Regions from separate parts of the Homo sapiens genome. Here region 1 is linked to region 2. A link is a loop called in an ENCODE intact Hi-C map of the cell type or tissue named here. Cell type or tissue: MCF 10A. All regions are shown on one strand. Each heading gives the region's core, and the rest is flanking DNA. Links, peaks and the distances in the headings are about the cores only.

Region 1 (9,304 bases), core at 1-8,000, 930 kb before region 2:
AATTCCTTTTGTGTTTTAAAATGTGATATATATATATATAAAATTCCTAGGATGCAGTGTCTCATTGTCCCCAACTTTACTACTGCTGCCGTCAATGGTGCTACTATATATGATCAAGATAACATGCTGACTAGTAACCATGAAGATTCAGATGTACCTCAGCAATGCGCCAGAGCAAAGTCTCTATTATTTTTCTACTAAAGAAATAAGGAAGTGAATTTACTTTTTGGGTCCAGAATGACTTTCTCCAAGAATTATAAGATGAAAATTATATATTTTGCCCAGTTACTAAAATGGTACATTAAAAATTCAATTAAGAGAAGAGTCACATTGAGTAAAATAAAAGACTGCAGTTTGTGGGAAGAATTATTTTTCACGGTGCTACTAATCCTGCTGTATCCCGGGTTTTTAATATAAAGGTGTTAAGCTTATTTTGCTTTGTAAGTAAAGAATGTGTATATTGTGAACAGCCTTTTAGCTCAAAATGTTGAGTCATTTACATATGACATAGCATGAATCACTCTTTACAGAAAATGTAGGAAACCCTAGAATACAGACAGCAATATTTTATATTCATGTTTATCAAAGTGAGAGGACTTATATTCCTACATCAAGTTACTACTGAGAGTAAATTTATTTTGAGTTTTATCCCGTAAGTTCTGTTTTGATTTTTTTTAAAAAACAAACCCTTTTAGTCACTTTAATCAGAATTTTAAATGTTCATGTTACATACCAAATTATAATATCTAATGGAGCAATTTGTCTTTTGCTATATTCTCCAAGATTATCTCTTAAGACCATATGCCCCCTGTTTTAATGTTTCTTACATCTTGTTTTTACTCATTTCTGACTGGACAAAGTTCTTCCAAACAATTCTGAGAAACAAAAACACACACGCAGAATTAACAATTCTTTTCCCTGTGCTTCTTATGTAAGAATCCTCCTGTGGCCTCTGCTTGTACAGAACTGGGAAACAACACTTGGTTAGTCTCTTTTAAGTTACAAAAAGCCAATTGATGTTTCTTATTCTTTTTAAATTTTAAATATTTTGTTATAAATACTCACAGGATACCTTATTTCCCTAGCTATCATCTCCTGACTTAATGTTTTTTAAACCCACCAATATAAATTTAATTAAAGATATATGTTGTAAGGATGGTCTGTTGTGTATCTCTTCAGCCTGTGTGGAAAAAACCCCTGCTCATTTACAGATAGATTACCAATCTGCACATCAACAAGTCATCTCTTCCCAGGGAATCAGTTTCTCCACGCTTTGATCACTCTGTTAGTAGATAGAAAACATAGTAATGTAAACTTTTTCCAATGAAGAAAACTACCTATTGGAAGACATTTCCAAGATAATAAATTTCTTGACAACATTGTGTTAATGGCTAAGAAAGGAAACAACTGGCTTCTATTTGGGGAAGAATTCATTAATAATGTTTAAAGCAGGTTAGTGACCTAATATTCTTAATGATTAAGAATGAACACGCATAGTTCTCTAAAATAGTCAAGGACTGGTTAAAAATAAAATATTAAAAACTTCCATAGTAAAATTTGTGTTACAGCTAAAAGATAAAACAACCAAAACAATTTTGAGTATTCTAAATCCTAATATGGACCTATGTAAAATCTAAAGCTTAGAATCTCTGGTGGTAAAACTTAGGATCCAAACAATGATAACTATCTAATTATTTTATTGATTCTGGATAGCCACCAATCGCAAATTTTAGCTCTATTTTTTCATTTAGTCCCATGCATAAAGTCAGTAATGAGTAATTGTAACTGAAAACACCATATCACAGCCCCACAGATTCTTCTACATGGTGTACACTCAAAGGTGCCCCTTCTGTTATAGTCGCAAACACTAATTCCAGAGATTTTGCTTTTTGTAGCTTTCCCTCTCATTTATAGCTGGTTGAAAGCCTTGGCCCAAAAAGAACCTCCTTTGTTTGTTTGTTTGTTTTGTTTTGTTTTGTTTTGTTTTGTTTTGTTTTGAGACAGTCTCCTCTGTCACCCAGGCTGGAGTGCAATGGCGTGATCTCGGCTCACTGCAACATCCACCTCCTGGGTTCAAGGCGATTCTCCCACCTCAGCCTCCAGACTAGCTGGAACTACAGGTGCATACCACCACGCCCGGCTAATTTTTTGTATTTTTAGTAGAGACGGGGTTTCACCATGTTGCCCAGGCTGGTCTTGAACTCCTGAACTCAAGCGATCTGCCTGCCTCGGCCTCCCAGAGTGCTGAGATTACAGGTGTGAGACACCACGCCCATCCCAGAACCTCCTAATTTTTAAATTGTTGCATGTGCAGCTAGTCTATGTGTTTCTTAAATCTCCTAACTATTCCTAGCCCTGCTTTGTTGTTTGAAGTACACAAATTCATTCCAGGACATTAATATTGTTAACCCTCTCTTGCCATGAATTATTCAAAGATTAATCTAGCTGCTCTACTAGTTACCTATGGTGAGTTTTTTGTGTTTTGTTTTGTTTTGTTTTTGTTTTTGTTTTTTTTTGCTTTTTTATCATCTGTGAAATTTCCAGAAGTACTATGGTAAGTTTTACAGTCATACACAATTAATAGCTTTCTCACATTGGCAGGAAATGAATGAACTATTCTGCTTAATCAGATAGTTTGACTACCAAATATTTATGTGTACCAAATGTGGTTTTACCAGTTAATGAATCTTTCGTGATTCAGATGTTACTTAAGGACCAAATCCTAGTATTTTATAGCTGTGTATGTGTGTGTGTGTGTGTGTGTGTGTGTGTGTGTGTGTGTGTGTACCCACACACACGTGCACATGTATCTTCAGAAAAATTGAGGTCTACATGAATAACTTCCATTATATATATATTACGTAATATATATATACACACACACACATATGGATAAGTGTATACACACACATGTGTTGTGTAAGAAAGTAGACATTCCAATTATTTTTATAGCTTATTGGCCTGATCTTTGCTATGTTGGTGTCACACTCATTGCTTCCAAAGGAGGTTGTATTGGACACCTTGTGATTGTATGATGTTTTTTCCCACCCATCCAAATTTGAACAACACTTTTTCATTCTTGTAGTGGCAATAAGGTTCTTTGCCTCAATGTCATGCCAAGCCATCAAATGCTTATTCAGAAGTTAATCACAAGAGGGCACTATTGCCTATAAAAATGAATCAGCATGTGTAATGATTTGAGCTCATTGGTGGTGGTGGTAGGGTTGTCTAAAGTCCTGTCTCTAGATTCCCTGTTTTAAGTTTCATTTATTCTTTCAGCCTCATAAAAATCATTAGCAAGTACTTGAAGAGGTGGCCTAGTTTCCCAATGTCTGCATCCAAAACGAAGAGAACAGCTTTGCTGTCAAAGATTCTCTTTTGTTTTTTTGTTTGTTTGTTTTTGAGACGGAGTTTTGCTCTTGTTGCCCAGGCTGGAGTACAATGGCACGATCTCGGCTCACTGCAACCTCTGCCTCCTGGGTTCAGCGATTCTCCTGCCTCAGCCTCCAGAGTAGCTGGGATTACAGGCATGTGCCACCACACCTGGCTAATTTTGTATTTTTAGTAGAGACGGGGTTTCTTCATGTTGGTTAGATTCTCTTCTTAAGAGCCTGATTAACAGTTGGTTCTGGTAGCACTTCCCATGCCTCTCAACACAGAAGCAAGGAGCAATCACTTTTGTTTGGCCGGAACTTCAGTTGGTTTCCTTGGCAGAGAAACTCAGTTCTCAGGCTGGACTATACAAACACCTTCATCCCTAGGCAGCTCCAAAATAAATTGAATAATATTTTAAAATCATGTCATTTCCATTTTAGAGCAGTGGTTTTAGAGTATATTCAGGGAGCTTGGAAAGTTTGTTTGGTGGAAATACTCCTAAGTTGGAATTGAATCCAGAGAGGCCTGTCTCCTGAGTTCTATATCAACAAATATTGATTGGATGCTTGTTAGCTAAGGACACCATGAAGGATAGCAATCTAAAATGAACTCAACCTCAACCAGGAGAATAAGCAGTGACCATAATATAGTAAATCCTCACTTCACGTGGTCAATATATTTTTAGAAGCTGTGACTTTAAAGGAAACGATGTCCAATATTATTCAGTTATAATGTTGATGAAGAAAAAATGGATTTGTTATATGTCGTTTAGCTTTAAAGTCAAAGTTTCCAAGAACCTATGGACGTTAACTGAGGACTTACTGTATGTATACTGGAAAAGAGGTATGCTAGTCTGTCTTTGACTACCAAATCTTACTAATTCTAGGCCAGATAATGGGGATTTTTGTAAGAGTAGCTGTCTGGAGGAAGCTGGCTCACCAACCTGTTCCCCAAAACATGGGCTAAAATCACATTTATGTAATCTTAATCATCTATTTCTCTGTTAGTGGACTGCATACCCAACACCTGACCCTACAGGATAACAAATTGCTTACATAATACCAATTTATGCCAAATATCTTCTGTTTCCCCCTCTACCATCACATTTCATCCTGCTTTCTGCCCCAGAGGGTTCCTGAGCCCTCTGGCTTCTGATTGGGTTCAACCAGTTGGAAGTCCCAGCAGAATACCAGAGGAGGGGACAAGAGTTGGGTTAGGGTATTTATTTTCATGGCTCTTTCTCTATGAGGTTACCTCAGGTTGGTTTGTGACTCTCAATTGAATGTCCCTACTGCTCTCAAGATGACTTACTATTCCTAATTATCTTCCTTTCTGGTTCTACTAACCCCTTCTCATGTTTTCAGGTCTAGGTGTGATGGGTATGGTGACAAGTCTGCTGTTGCTGTGCTGCTAGACCTGGATTCCTGAACAACCATTTGTGATTCCCCCTCCACACCATCTATATATTTCTAATTAAACTCTCCTCAGATTATCCTAATTTAAGTGTGTTGTACTTTTGTTGTTGATACTCCAACGAATACTCAACACTTCTAGTTTCCAAAATCTAGAGAAAGTGCTTTATTTCCATATGTGACAAAATGAGGGTGAATTGATAAAACTGACATGCATGATTAAGCATGCATCTTTGACTTTGAACTAAGGGATGGGCCAGCAGAAATATGACTTAACACCACTTAATCTAAGACCTAGTTTATCAAGAGTTATTGGAAGCTGTGTTCCAGGGTACTTATGGTGAAATGAGGCAAAATATGTTCCTTATGATCCTAAATTATTTATCTTTTTCCAATTAGTGTCCCACTGGATCTCTAAAGAATGCACTTTTATTTCCCCCAGGTAGTCATTTGTCTTCCTACATCTTAACTTCAAATAATTAATTTGTTAACTCATTAGCAGACTAGATTACAAGTACCAATAACTCATCTCTGAAAGCTCCAAAGAGAAACTCCCGGTAGTATTACTTCAACCAGAGGAATCTGCTAAGCCAGATATACCTGCTTGCAGTCAGTGAAAAGCCCTGAAGTGTTACTAGCTGAGAAATGAGTAATTTATTAGTGGTTTTCTAGCCTCAAGAGCATCTGTAAAAGTAAGCCTGCAGAAGTTCTTCACATCTGCTTCCCTTCTGTTCAAGGGTACCAGAGTGAATGCTTATACTAGGGATTATGGAAGACAGGTCATGTTCTAAAGCCAAAGACAGCCTGAGAATACTGTACTTGGTAATTTCAACCAGTCCCACACCGAACCTACCAAGAAGCCAACATACTCTCTCTTCAAGCAAAATAGTTTCCTGGTTGATTTTCATAGGGCCAGCAAAGTGCTTGCTGTTGCCAGTCTATCATAAGCTACAATGGTAACCCCCGATGTCAGATCCTTGTGTCTCTCTGACACAATAATTTGACCTTTGCTTGGGCTGCAAGGAAGGCTACCTCTAACACCTCAGTAGTAATAAGACTAACACCTTATATGTATGTAGTTCTTATTAAAATATCATCCTTTACACATTTCATCTGAGTCTCAACAACTCTGATGTACTCAAGCAGTGCAAGGATTAGTCTCCAATATACAGATGTGGAAGCTGAGCCTTGGAATGGTTAACTGACCCCAAAAGTCACAAGTTACTAAGTTCTTTTCACTCCAAATCTAATCGTCACTTTTGAGCCATGAAGATGCCTATATCTAAAATCTTATAATCCTGTGTGGTAGACATTCATAGCAATATATATAGAGGTCTCTGCCTCATGAGAAGTGATAGGCTGTATGTTTTGGAAGTCTTGGTTCCCAGGTAAGGATGAATGCTTTCCTAGCACCTTTGCAGCACCTGAAACCCCTTGGAATTAACCTTTAGGCACAGGGGGCTTATAGTTAATCCATTGTACCTCAGGATACTCTGTCTGGTCTAAGCCTCTATAGCTAAAGAAAACTTTATGGGTGTGGCCTGGTGCCCTCATGTGAACTTCCTCAGGGCTTTTGAATCCAGATGAACTCCTGGAATTTAAATGCCCTGGCCTGCAGCCTCGTCAATGCTATTAGTGTCTAAGGAAGGGCCAGTTTTGTAAATCTGAGACCATCCTACTAATTTTATTATCTATTATAGACAATGCAGAAAGGACTCCATGGAGGGGAAAATTTCTTTAGCTCCAACAGTAAAGTTCGTTATATTTTGTTTACACTTAATATACATAAACTTATAGAAGCAATTTGAGTTTGCTAGCTGTAACCTCCATTGGTCACATTTTACATGCAGAAGTTTCCCTTATTTGACTCCCTTTAGCGGAAATTTACACTAGGAATCATATGAGCAAACATAAAGCCAGCTGGGCCAAGCAGTATGTGGCTATTTATCAGATTAGAGAGGCAGGAAAGGTTAAAGACAAGTTAGAGAACATGTGGGCTAAAATAGGGCTCTGCATAGCTTATTGTAATCAGAAATAAGCCTGGCTTTGAGGTTACTGGGTTTAAGTATGTTATTAAGTTGACTATGTACTTTCAGATGTGGAAATTGTTGCCCACCTTAAGGCCAGCAACAGCACAGAAAACTACTCCCCATGGAGTGTAAAGTGATAACAACCTGAAGCCATTTTTACAAACACTTCCTTCTCCTACTCAGAAAGCAGCATTTTCTTTTATTCTCTGAGCAGGCAGAAGCACCCATGGGTGCATGAAAGTGTGCTAGTGCTTTTCTTCTTGCAGCTCTGTTTTTCCTTCATCTATTTTGAAAATTTGCTTTTAGGTGCATAAATATTTATGATTGTTATATCCCCTTGATAAAATGATCTCTTTATTATTATTATAATGGTAATATAGTAAAGAAAATGTTAATATTATTTGCTCTGAAAACTACATTGATAGCAATATTGCCATCCAGCTTTCCTTGTGTTAGTGTTAACATATTTTTTCATTATTTTACTTTTAACCTAGTTCTGTCTTTCTATTTGAAGCGCATTTCCTGAGGGTCACATAGTTGGATCCTACTTTTTAATACAATATGACAATTTTTACTTTTTAATGGACTGCACTTAATGTGCTTATTGATATGGTTAAGTTCAACTCTGTTATCTTATTTGTTTTCTATTTGCCTCATTCGTAATGTGTTCACTTTTTATGCTTTGTTTTGGATTAATTGAATATTTTTTCTGATTCCCTTTTATCTCCTTTGTGGATATTAACTGTAACATTTTGTTTGGTTAATTTAGTGGCTGCTTTAGTTTTTATGGCACACATTTTTAACTTATCACAGTCTATATTCAAGTCACATAATACCACTTCATGTATGCTATAAGAATGTTACAATAGTATACTTTCAATTCTCCCCTCTTGATCTTCGCACCACTATTTTCATACACTATGTTTATTATGTTATAAATACCACACTACATTGCTGTTATTTTTGTTTAAACAGTATATTCTCTTTTATATTAGACATAATTCATATACAATAAAATTCACCCTGTTAAAGGGTACAGTGTAATGGTTTCTAGTATATTCACAAAATTTTTCAACCATCAATCCTGTCTAATTCCAGAACATTTTCATCACCCTGAAAATAATCCCATGCAATCAGACCCCATTTTCCTCATCCCTTCCTCCTCTCAGCCCTACGAAACCACCAGTCTGTTTTCTGTCTCTATAGATTTGCCTATTCTGGACATTTCGTATAAATGGAATCATACAACATATATGGGCTTTTGTGTCTGGCTTCTTTAACAAGGATCATCCATGTTGTTGCATGTGCTGGTACTTCATTTCTTTATTTTTTAAATTCAAGTGAAATCCAAGTAACTTAAAACTAACCATTTTAAAGCAAACAATTCGAGTGCCATTTAGTACATCCACAGTGTGCAGTGTGGTGCAACCACCTCCTTAATCTAGCTACAAAACAGCCTCATCACTCCAAAAGAAAACCCCGTATCCATTAAGGAGTCACTCTCCAGTCCCCACAGCCACTGGCAGGCACTAATCTACTTTCTGTCTCTATAGATTTACCTATTCTGAATGTTTTATATAAATGGAATCTTACAATATGTGACTTTTTTGGGTCTGCTTTTTTTTTCATTTAGCATAATGTTTTCAAGGTTCATCCATGTTACAGCATGTATGAGTACTTCATTCTTTTTATGTTGCATAATAATACATCGTAAGGTTATACCACATTTGTTTGTCCATTCATCCATTGACAAATATGTTGTTTCCACCTTTTGGTGAATTTGAATAGCGCTGCTATGAACATTCATGGACAAATATTTGTTTGAATACCTGTTTTCAAGTCTTTCAGGTATGCCTAGGAGTGAATTTGCTGAGTCATATAGTAATTCTGTTTAACTTCTTGAGGAAGTTAAGCCAAACTGTTTTCTACTGGACCAACACCATTTCACATTCCCACCAGCTGTGTGCAAAAGTCCAATTTTTCCACATCTTTACAAAAATATGTTATTTTTCCATTTTTAATTATTGCCATCCCAGTGAGTGTAAAGTGGTATCTCATTGTGGTGGTTTTTGGTGGTGGTGGTGTTGTTTTTATTTAGACAAGGCTCTGTCACCCAGGCTGGAGGGCAGTGGCAGAATGATACCTCACTGCAGCCTCAAAACCTGGACTCAAGGAATCCTCCTGCCTCAGCCTCCTGAGTAGCTGGGACTAAAGGCACATGCCATCATGTCTGGCTAATTTATTTTTATTTATTTTTTGTAGATATGGGGTGTTGATTTGTTGCCGAGGCTGGTCTCAAATTCCTGGGCTCAAGCTATCCTCCTGCTTTGGCCTCCTAAAGTACTGGAATTACAGGCATGGTGCCACCGCACAGGTCTCATTGTAGTTTTGATTTGCATTTCCCTACTGACTAATGATTCTGAGAGTCTTATGTGCTTGTTGGCCGTTTGTGTATCTTCTTTAGAGAAATGTCAATGTAAATGCTTT
Region 2 (11,135 bases), core at 1,800-9,799:
TGCTCCTTCCTTTCTGGTTTTATTGCCACAAGCTTAATCCATGTTCTCATTACCTCAGGTCAAATATGCAAACAGAGAATCTCCTGGCTTACAGCTGAATCTATCATGTTATGGTTAGAATAATTCTCCAACACCACTTCTATCAATTCAGCCCTATGTTCAGAAACCCAGGAGTTGTTACTCATTGATTCTTTAACAGAGTTTAGTCTTCTGTGGTGGAACTTAAGTTCTCACCACCAATAGACACCATCTTCTCCCCTTTGAATTTGAAAAACAGCATCTTCCTGGAGTTCCTCTGCAATACTCTGTGCATTTTGCCTTCCTCAAAATTCGTTGACTGAAAGAAGCCTTGCTCTATGCCCCTGTTTGTGCTTTCAGATTCTTCACAATGCACCCTTCTGAGCTTTACTTTGCAGCATTCAATGCAGAAATCTTGGAAAACACAAAAAAGCAACAAGGAAAATTTTGGAAATCTTGGAAAACACAAAAAAGCGACAAGAGAAAAGAACGAAAAATTATCAATGGTGCATACTCATGACTCTCTCTCTCAAATCTCTCTCTCTCTCTCTCTCTCATGTTTCATGGCCTTTTTCCCTTAAAAACATACTGTAAATTTTTCCATGTCATTTACTATTTCTCCATAGCGTTATTTTTTGTTGTTGTTTTTGTTTTTTTTAGAGTAGATCACTTACAAATTTTATTTTTTAAAGAACATCTTTTCCCCAGCCACAGTATAGTTATAAGCTAAGAATAATTTCCAATATTGCACAATGAATGCATCCAGATCCTGCAATATTGATCAAAAGAGTGGATTAAAATGGAATATGATAGCAATTTCATGGAAGTCTCCCTTTCTAAATACTGACTCCTTAGTGTTATTTTATTGTCTACACAGTACTCCAGACTATGGATCTACCATAACTTATTTAACTTTGCCATTTATTGTAATATTTCTGTTATTTTCATGTTTTGCTATTAAAATAATGTTTTAATAAACACAACGCTACTTCTAGTTTTATTGAAAGAAATCACTACCAGAGAGAAGTCAACCTACTAATTTATAGAAGAATGGCATGGGGAGGGATAGATGTGTAAAAGCGGGTGGAAATAGAAACGGAGAATAGTCATAAAATTTAAAAAGGCCCAGCACTCCAAAAAAAACAACAGGTGTGGGGTGGAGGGGATCCTGGCTTTCTTTTCACACTAGGGGCTGATGGGCATCCTTTAAATCTCAGTTCCAGGCCAGCCTGGAATGGCTGAGATGCTAACCCCTTTCCCTACCACACTTAATGAAACTGCAAATCCACCAGATGGGCACTGGTTCTCATTCCTCACCACCCCTCCACCCCCATTTTCCACGAGCCCCATACCTGTCAAATAATCATCTGTTTATCCATCACCTGGAACTCATTTCCAAAATGGTAATCAAGGGTGTTGACAAAGGGAAGTAATTTACAATCATGTATTTAGACTTTCAAAGAGTCTCGGGAAAGGTTCTCTTCCATGCCAAGTTTGTTTTAAAAGTACAATTGAGGCGCCATGGATAGGAAATGCTTTCCCCATTCCTTGAGACTGTGAGTGCTTCCTGCCAACAGTGCAGCTCTATGGAAGTTGGTTGAATTGAACTGAGTTGAGTTTGGCTAGTTGCCAAAGGACAGACACAGATGGTAAGCACTGTCGGAGTCCAGAAGGCTGGCAAAGCCACAGTGGGCTCTAAAGGAGAGAAAGAAAGAAGGCTTCATGAGGCACCAACTAAAGACTGAGAAGGAATCATTCATTCATTCATTCATTCATTCAACAAATATTTATTACATGTTACTTTGTGTGAAGCACTGTGCTGGGTCCTAGAGACACATCGGTGAGCAAGTCACATCGGTGAACAGTCTGTGCCTTTATAACTCTCACAGACAACTTCTTTGTGAACTGGGGACAAATAGGGAGTGCCAGGATGTGGAGCTGGGTAAGTAGTGGGCAGGACGACCAGCCAGAATTTGGAGAGAACTGAGACTCTGGGCCCAATCTCTAAGCACTAGAGTCCAAAGCCTTGTTTGGAAAAAGGAAGACTCCAGGTGGTCTGAGCTCACTGTCCCAGGCTATGCTGCAAGCTTCTCTACCTCCTCCTAGCAGCACAATCTTGAGGGTATGGTTTGCCATAAGCCACCACAGTAGGTCTGTTCTCAAAAGACTGATGAGAATAAATTAGACGGTTCCTTAATCCAACTGGGGCTTCTCAGTTTTTCCATGGGAATATACACAGCATTTCAGACTAACTGGGGTTTGATAAAGATCACAATATTTGTAGGTTGGAATGGGCCTCAGGAGCTTCAAATGCCTTACTTAGAGACTTCTTGGAGATCTTCGTGGGCTTGTGCTGATATCCTCCTATATTCAGGCCACATACTGGAGCATCAAATTTGGTCCCTGATTTCATTTATCAAGTGTCTAGCATATGCCAGGCATATTACATACATTATACTAATTAACCCTATAACAACCTTATGAGGTGGGCAGGTATGGATTCAACAGCAGTATATCTTCAATGCTGGTCAATCAGAATGGACTAACAAACCATCAGAATAGATTTTGACTGTGAACAACCAGTATGGCCTTACAGAGCCACAACATCCTTGGGCAAAGAAGTAGGACAGAGGCACAGACTAAATGGCTTCCCATTTCCCAGGGGATCAAACCAAGATCTCATCTCCTTAGGCTTTGGGGCTGTCCTGGTCATTCTGAACCTCTCTTTATGGATGCTTCCAGCTGCTCCCGTTGCTCATTGCAGGTACCTGAAAAGCTCCCTTGCCTGCCAACCCCCGTAAAGCAATGGCATCTATCACACCTGCCCCTTTCTCCCAGTAAATTCCTAAAGATGTCACTCCTTGGCTCAAAATTCTTGAATGGGTCCACTAGACTTCCAAATGATCACCTTACTGTGGCCTTCAAGACTCTCTGTGCTCCGGCCTGAAGATGCTGTCCAACCCTACTTACAGCACTAATTACCCAAAATGTCTTCAATGCCACACACCTTCTCAACTAGATGAAATCTCACTGTCCTTAGCAATCTCATAGCGTAGAATAATAGTGACGGATGGGCTCATCAGATGGCCCCTACAGACCTCATGAGGGCAGGTGCTGTGTTCTTCCTCTTTGTACCCCTCACCATGCCTGGCACAGTGCCTGGCACATAATATGTGCTCAGGAAATTTTTACCTAGGTCTGAGGTCTGCCTTCCCGTAATGAAACTTACCAACTTTGAAAAAGATTCACTCTGTGGGGACTGTGAAACTTTGAAGTTACATTTTTCCAAAAAAAAGTATATATTGTGTAAAATTTCAAACATATAGCGACATTGACAGAATTTTACAGAGGATATCTAGTAACCACCTAGATTCTACCACTAATATTTTCCTATACTGGCTTTATTCATCCCTCACCTATCCACTCCTCCCTCTATCTATTTGTCTATTCATTATCTTTTTTTTTTTTGAAGTTGCATACATCAGTATGCACTTCACTCCTAAGCACTTTCTCCATACCTATCATTAACTATAGTCCAATATTTGTTTATTATTCTTTTTTCCTTTTGAAGTAAAATATACATACAATGAGATATATAAATATTAACTGCATATTTTCTGAGTTTTGGTAAATGTAACCCCTACTAAGATAAAGACTACTACTCAAGAACATGTCCTCTCATCCTTTCATAGGCAATCCTCTCCCTTCACTCCCAGAGGCAGCCACTGTTTTTTTTCCGTCATTGATTAGTTTTGCCTGTTATAGAAGCTCATATATATGGAATCATAAGGCATGGACTTTTTTGAATAAGACTTACTTTACTCAGCTTAATGTTTTTGAGGCTCATGCTAATACATGATACATAATGATACATAATTCACATATATGATACATAAATCATGACACATGCTGTTGCGAGTATCAGTAGTTTGTTCCTTTTTATTACTGAGTGGTACTCCACTGTGTGACCATACCACAGTTTGTTTATCCATTCTCCTACTGATGAACACTTGGTCTGTTTCCAACTTCTGGCTATTAAAAATAAAGCTGCTCTAAATGTTCTCATATAATTCCTTTTGTGGACATATGTTTTCCTTTTTCTTGGGTAAATACCTAGGTGTGGAAATGCTGGGTCATGGGAAAGATGTACTTTAGTTTTATAAGAAATTGCCAGACATTTTCCCAAAGTGGCTTGTATCATTTTAGACTCCCACCAACAGTGTGAGAGGATTCCCATTGTTTATGGTTACTTGTGCAGCTCTCTGCTTCAATTGCATACTTAGCCTTGCAGTGCACCCATGAAATGCATTTATCATTATACTTATAAAAGGGCCAAGCCTGACTGTTTGTGGCTTAGTACTTAAAACTTCCCCCAATTTTGATGACTACTAAATGAACACCCAAGCTCTAGGAAATTGCTACATTGTGAGGGTAAGCTCTATGTGATAATAGCTTTTACTGAAAGTGACAAACACTGTGTTAAACACTTTACATACATTATCTCACCTAATCCTTAACAACAACCCTCTGAGGTAGGTAAAACAGTATTCCTATTATACAGATGAGGAAATTAAGTTGCAGAGAGGTTAAGTAACTTGTCCAAATTCGATTGGCTCATAGGTGGTCAAGCTGAGATTTGAACCAGAGGTCAGTTATCTTTTTTATTGTCTACTGTCCTTTGTATAGAAACTATCAGGGAAAATAAAACATTTCAGGGTTGGAAGTCTCATCTAACCCTCTTATTGTAAAGGCGGAGCTACTGAGGTCCAGAGAGGAGAAGGGACTTGCCTGAAGTCTCTCATTAGTTAATGGCAGAGCCATCAGACTGCCTCGCAGTCAGGAGACGTTTTCACTCCACTGCACGGCCTCCTCCAATGCTTTGGGCAATTCAGATTTTATTTCCAGCTTTGTAATGGTGACAAGGGTGCAAAAACCACTTTGAGATCTTTGAAATAAGTACATGAATCTAAAAGGGTGGAGTGAAATAAGGTCAATCTTGCCTTTTGGGCCAAAACATAAAGTCATAAATAAAATTATCAAACTCATGTCAATTCCTGCCTAAACATTATCTTGAAAATGTTTCTCCCACCCACTCAGGCTTCTCTGGAAAAGAAAAAAGAAAAACAAAGAAACAAAAATGCGGATATTTGGAGTATTCTTGGGAAAGGAGTGGGAAAGGAAGAGGTCCGAGGGCACTTTTCTTTTGGACTCCCACAGCACCATCTGGTGGAGGACTGGAGTTTTCATTTCTCCTCATTCAGAATGTTTTTCTTTTCTTTTAATTCATATGTCTTTATTTATTTATTTTTAGGTTTTTATATATACTTTAAGTTCTGGGGTACATGTGCACAATGTGCAGGTTTGTTACATAGGTATACATGTGCCATGTTGATTTGCTGCACCCATTTTATCTTTGCTCCAGTTTCCTCGATTGTAAAATGGAGATAATAACCATGCGCTTACCATAGGATTTTGTGGCAAGGATTGAATAAGATAACTTATGTAAAGTACTGAACATAATGCCTGGAACATGTGAAATGCTCAATAATGTTGGCTGTGGTTGTTTCATTAACATTAAACGTATGGTGCAGTGGGAACCAGAGAGGAGCATTTGACTCAACCTCAGAGAGCTCAGGGCACATTTCCCTAAGGATGTGACACCTGACATAAGTTTTGAGTATGAAATAGTCACTAGGATCATTTCTCCATGTGGAAAACAATGCCTGTAACAACAGGGTTTACTCCTCTAATCCCACATTGTGAAGGATGACAGCATAGTGTTCCTTTGCCTCTGGGGTACCAGGGATTGCAGCGAGGGCTTCTAAGCTACAAGATGGTATGGGAACATTTAGGAATTATTGGAATTAGTCCCCTGACCACGTGAGACATTGTTTCCATAGTGGACACACAGAGTTTGACTTGAAATTAGATGCTAAGAGAAACATGGTTGTGTCGATTACCACCTGTTTGTTCTAATTTCTACTTTGCTTGTCAGCAATGATGCTTCAGTGGCTCTTTATTCACTCAGCATTATGTTAAATAGGCATGATGGGATCTGATAATTTCTCATTGCCTCCAAATTGTGCCTGGCATACACCACAAACATATTTGACTCTATTCCTATTGCTCATCACCCTTGCAAACCCTTAACCCTTCCAGGTTATCCAAATTTTACTCATCCTTCAAGGCCTAGACTTCCTCATTCATTCATTCATGAAATATTTTCTGAGCATGTACTATGTGCTAGGCACAGTGGCAGGCACTAGATCTATAACAGCATATGAGACAGACACAGTTTCTACTTTGACAGAGCCTGTGTAACTTGGACTACAAACAGGAAAACAAATCATTGAGACCATGTGCTACCAAAGCTCTCCAAGAAGAGGGATACATCTGAAATGGTGCTTTCTAACAGTTTTTACCACATAGCACACATAGATAACATATATTGGCTCCCTGGGATAAATGGATAAAAAAGCAACCTGCCAGGGAGCTCTGGCCACCCCAAAGGCAGAAGGCATCAATATCTTAGGTGCATGAGGAATCTCTTGGAGATCTCTGGTATAGAACCTCAAGCTATAACCCGTGAAATTCCTGTTGCTTTCACCCCATGTAGTCCATGAGGACCGATAGGGCCTTCAAGGACTACATGGGGTGAAAGCAACAGGAATTTCATGGTGCAGTGGGCAGAGAGGATGCTGCTTTGAATGAATGCATGCTCCTTGTTATTATCTGGAATTTGGTAAAAGTCACTCTCACCTCTTCAGTAGTAGGCTCAGACTGGAGGCCTTCTCAGGCAACTGAATCCTGAAAGACTCTTTGTCTTTTCCAGATTCCTACATATGTAGAATCTTCAGCTCACAGTTCAGCTTCTCATTCACCCTCATGGTCTGACATCATGTGCTAATAGCACAAGAACTTTTTTGTATCTTCATAACACCTAGCAATACTACACAAGAAGGGCCAGAAGCATTTAAGTGCCATGTTTTAAGACAAAGGAAATCTAAGAGTATTGGAACTTCACAGGGTTTTAAAACAAAAATGGCTTTGCTACCTAAGAAAAGTCCAGTGCTCAGTCTGTCTTTAAAACTTGTAAAAGAGAAACTCCTAAAGTTTTAAGAGAGAGAATGAAGTCAACAGCTCAAGCTAACATATTTGTACAATCTTACTCCTGGAAACAGGATGCTGAGTCCCTGCAGCTCCAGGCCAGTTGGTTTTGGAGTTTGCCTTCTTCTGAGCAAAACCAAAGGCTAACCAAGATAGCCCACAACCCGAGGAGATGGGATCCAGAGAGCTATTGTTTATACCATAAGCAAAAAGGAAGAGTTCACAAGCAAAGAGAGCCCAGGGGGGCCTCTTGCAGAGAAAACAAAGACTCCTGCTGAAATGTAACAGAAGATTCCATATCCTTTCCTTCACTTGGACTCCCTGAGAAAGGTTAATCCTGTCACCACCATGAATCTTGATGGGTAATAAAATGTAGATCTGGGTGAGAAATGATGCCACCTAGAGGAAGGCTGGGGAGCACACTTGAGCGATTTCAGCTCGTTTTTCTATATTCCTCCCTCAGTCAGTATCTAGGCAGGAGGGCTTCTTGATTTTTCTCTCTGGCCTTGTCCCTCACCTACTCCTGGAGAGCCACATTGCCACTTTCCTATGTTGATACATGCTATTCAACATCCGAAACTGAATGTGGGGCATGGAGTGCCCTATGGTAAGGAATGTCGAAGATACAGCTAAGGTGAGAAAGCCATATGTAAGAAGAGCAGTTGGCCATAAAGAAGAAAGTATATGTCGACATGTCTGTAATTTATATGTACGTATATGTATATCTAATTTGAAGCTTCTTATAACTTCATAGGCTAGCAAATAGCCAGGTGCAAAAATAAATACCTGAACCTCAAAATAATTATTTTCAGATTTCTACTGCAAAAGTCACTCTGGAGAGACACATGCGTGGGTGAATTTCAGCATACTCTCTCTTTTCCTTTTTCCCTTTGTTTTTGTTTGATTGATTTATTATAACCTCAAGGCAAAAATATGAAATGGGAAACTTGGTGTTTAGCACTCCCAAGTGTCCCTCCACCACCACTAGAGCCCATTTTTAATTTGTGATACCCTTAGGAGTGTCTTCCAAGAAATGTTCTGATTCTATATCTCATCCTCTCAGAATCTCTCATTCTTTTTAGTGATAAAGGAAATAGCTAGCTAACTTGCTGATATGGTTAGGCTTTGTGTCCCCACCCAAATCTCATCTTGAATTGTAATCCCCATAATCCTCATATATCAAGGGAGAGACCAGGTGGAGGTAATTGAATCATGGGGGCAGTTTCCCCCAAGCTGTTCTCATGATAATGAGTGAATTCTCACAAGATCTGATGGTTTTATAAGGGGCTTTTCCCCCTTTGCTCGGCACTTCTCCTTCCTACTGCCTTGTGGAGAAGGTGCCTTGCTTCCCCTTCACCTTCTGATATGATTTTAAGTTTCCTGAGGCTCCCCCAGCCATGCTGAACTGTGAGTCGATTAAATCTCTTTCCTTTATAAATTACCCAGTCTCAGGTAGCTCTTTATAGCAGTATGAAAACAGACTAATACACCTGCCAAAGTGAAAGAAAAATTGATCCTACCAAGAAGGAAGAGTTAGAAGAGCCAACAGTTAACTAGGAGCCTCCTTCCTTGGTTAACCGTGAAGACTGTCCACTCCTCTGTGAATTATTTTGTTATTTAATCCTAAAGATAAATGCTAATAAAGGAATTGAAATATCTAGCAGGATGGCCTCCATTGGCCAGTGAGGGAGGATGAGGTATGGAAATTGTTTTTCTGTTTTGTTGTTGTTTTTAACCTTCCCATGTGATTCCTAAGTGCAGCCAGGGTGAAGAACCACTGGGAGAGATGAGTTTAACATACTGGAGAACATACTGGAGTAAAGATCACAATGAATTTGTTATATCAACAACTTAAAACTCTTCTGCTGAGCACATCTACAGAGGTGCTATATACACCTCTGTTACACGAAGGCTATACATTTCCTAATTACTGCTATTGTGGAAATATTGCTTCACTCATTGTCTTCAAATATGTAAATACAAGGGAACTAAATTTATTCCAGACAGTTAAAGATTCAGAATGTGTTATTCCTCCCAGAACAATGACACCGAGGACATAATTTTTCCTTTGAGGCCTTTACCTATCCCGCTGCTGAACCATTTATGTGCCGTCTTTTTTTTTTTTACAGAATCTTGCTCTGTCGCCCAGGCTACAGTGCAGTGGTGCAATCTCGGCTCACTGCAACCTCCGCCTCCTGGGTTCAAGCAATTCTTCTGCCTCAGCCTTCCGAGTAGCTGGGACTACAGGCGCATGCCACCACGCCCGGCTAATTTTTTGTATTTTTAATAGAGGCAGGGTTTCACCATGTTAGCCAGGATGGTCTCAATCTCCTGACCTCGTGACCTGCCCACCTCGGCCTCCCACAGTGCTGGGATTACAGGCGTGAGCCACCATGCCCAGCCCCTTTTTTTGTTTTTATTAAGTTCTGGGATACATGTGCAGAACATGCAGGTTTGTCACGTAGGTATACATGTGCCATGGTGGTTTGCTGCACCTATCAACCCGCCATCTAGGTTTTATGCCCCACATGCATTAGGTATTTGTCCTAATGCTCTCCCTCCCTGTGCCCCTCACCCCTCGACATGCCCCAGTGTGTGATGTTCCCCTCTGTGTCCATGTGTTCTCACTGTTCAACTACCACTTGAGTGAGAACATGCAGTGTTTGGTTTTCTTTTCCTGTGTTAGTTTGCTGAGAATGATGGCTTCCAGCTACATCTATGTCCCTGCAAAGGACATGAACTCATTCTTTTTTATGGCTGCATAGTATTCCATGGTGTATATGTGCCACATTTTCTTTATCCAGTCTATCATTGATGGACATTTGGGTTGGTTCCAAGTCTTTTCTATTGTAAATAGTGCTGCAATAAACATATGTGTGCATGTGTCATTATAGTAGAATGACTTATAATCCTTTGGGTATATACCCAGTAATGGGATTGCTGGGTCAAATGGTATTTCTGGTTCTAGATCCTTGAGGAATCACCACACTGTCTTCCACAATGGTTGAACTAATTTACACTCCCACCAACAGTGTAAAAGTGTTCCTATTTCTCCACAGCCTTGCCAGCATCTGTTGTTTCCTGACTTTTTAATAATCGCCATTCTGACTGGCATGAGATACTTTCTTGTATGACTCTCCACAATGTACTCTTCATTAAGCACTTTGCTGCTGAAATGCCACCTCTTGCCTTTTCAAATGTTAAATTATCTAAATATATTGTTATGGTGTCAATGTTTTTCTATCAGTTTTCTCTCCTATCCCATACCCACCTTTGATTCATTTGAAAAGACTTGAGAAATGTCTTACTACTGACACTGCTGCATGTAGCTCTTGCTTATTTACCCATCTAGGGAAACAGGATGTATTTCCTTTCTTAGAAAAGCCAATTTACAGATTACACTAAAATACTACTCCTTCTGCATCACTCAGCTTTTTAACTTGGTAAGTTTTAAGAAGTTTCAACAGCAAAGTTGTTATTCAATGGGCATGATGGACTACAAGTGCCTTGAGTTACGTGTATCTGCCCTAGATGTAAACTTCATTGCTTTTTGTTGGATGATATTTTAAAAGGATATAAAATAAATTGGTCTAAAGGCCAAAAAAAAAAAAAAAAGAAACTAGAATGGAAAGTTCCTGTTGGAGAGAGAAGACGGAAAGCTTATTGACAATGGAATAATGCTTTCAACATGGAGAGGAAATTTTCAATCCTATACCCAACAAATTATCAATTAAGGTCTCCAATTATTTCCCATTTATCCCTTCTCAGTAAGCTACTGTAGAATATATTCTATCAAGGAGAAGTAACAATCCAAGTGAGAAAAAGACGTGGAATACAGAAAACAAGAGATCCAACACGACAAAGGTAAAGTTAAGTCTCAGGATGACGGTGAAGGTAGATGCCAAGATAATGACCCTGCACCAGGGAAAGGAGGGCAAATCGTCTGGTTCTAGGAGAGATTTCTTCCAGATGAAATTGTTAGAATTCTTCTTATCTGGAAGTCTACAGAG

The links. A loop is a pair of places that touch in the nucleus more often than their neighbours do. Peaks named below come from ENCODE experiments on the same cell type or tissue, not always from the same donor. Only the 100,000 strongest peaks of a DNase experiment are listed, where the experiment ranks them.
Region 1: it touches region 2 in a loop (14-fold over the local background); 4 of 110 quality-filtered maps call a loop at or near these places.

Annotation. Positions count from the first base shown.
Region 1 is chrX:108,696,389-108,705,692 of GRCh38, forward strand. COL4A5 (collagen type IV alpha 5 chain) reads left to right here. Exons shown (of 53, transcript NM_033380.3): 53 at 1-1,157. Among named protein-coding and RNA genes, the nearest start is that of IRS4-AS1, 35 kb to the right of the region's middle. In MCF 10A, for the core only: a CTCF peak has its summit at 3,154 (motif pointing right); no DNase peak of the experiment used is centred there.
Region 2 is chrX:109,627,867-109,639,001 of GRCh38, forward strand. It overlaps the pseudogene PPP6CP. Among named protein-coding and RNA genes, the nearest start is that of KCNE5, 8.3 kb to the left of the region's middle. In MCF 10A, for the core only: CTCF peaks have their summits at 5,246 (motif pointing left) and 5,484; no DNase peak of the experiment used is centred there.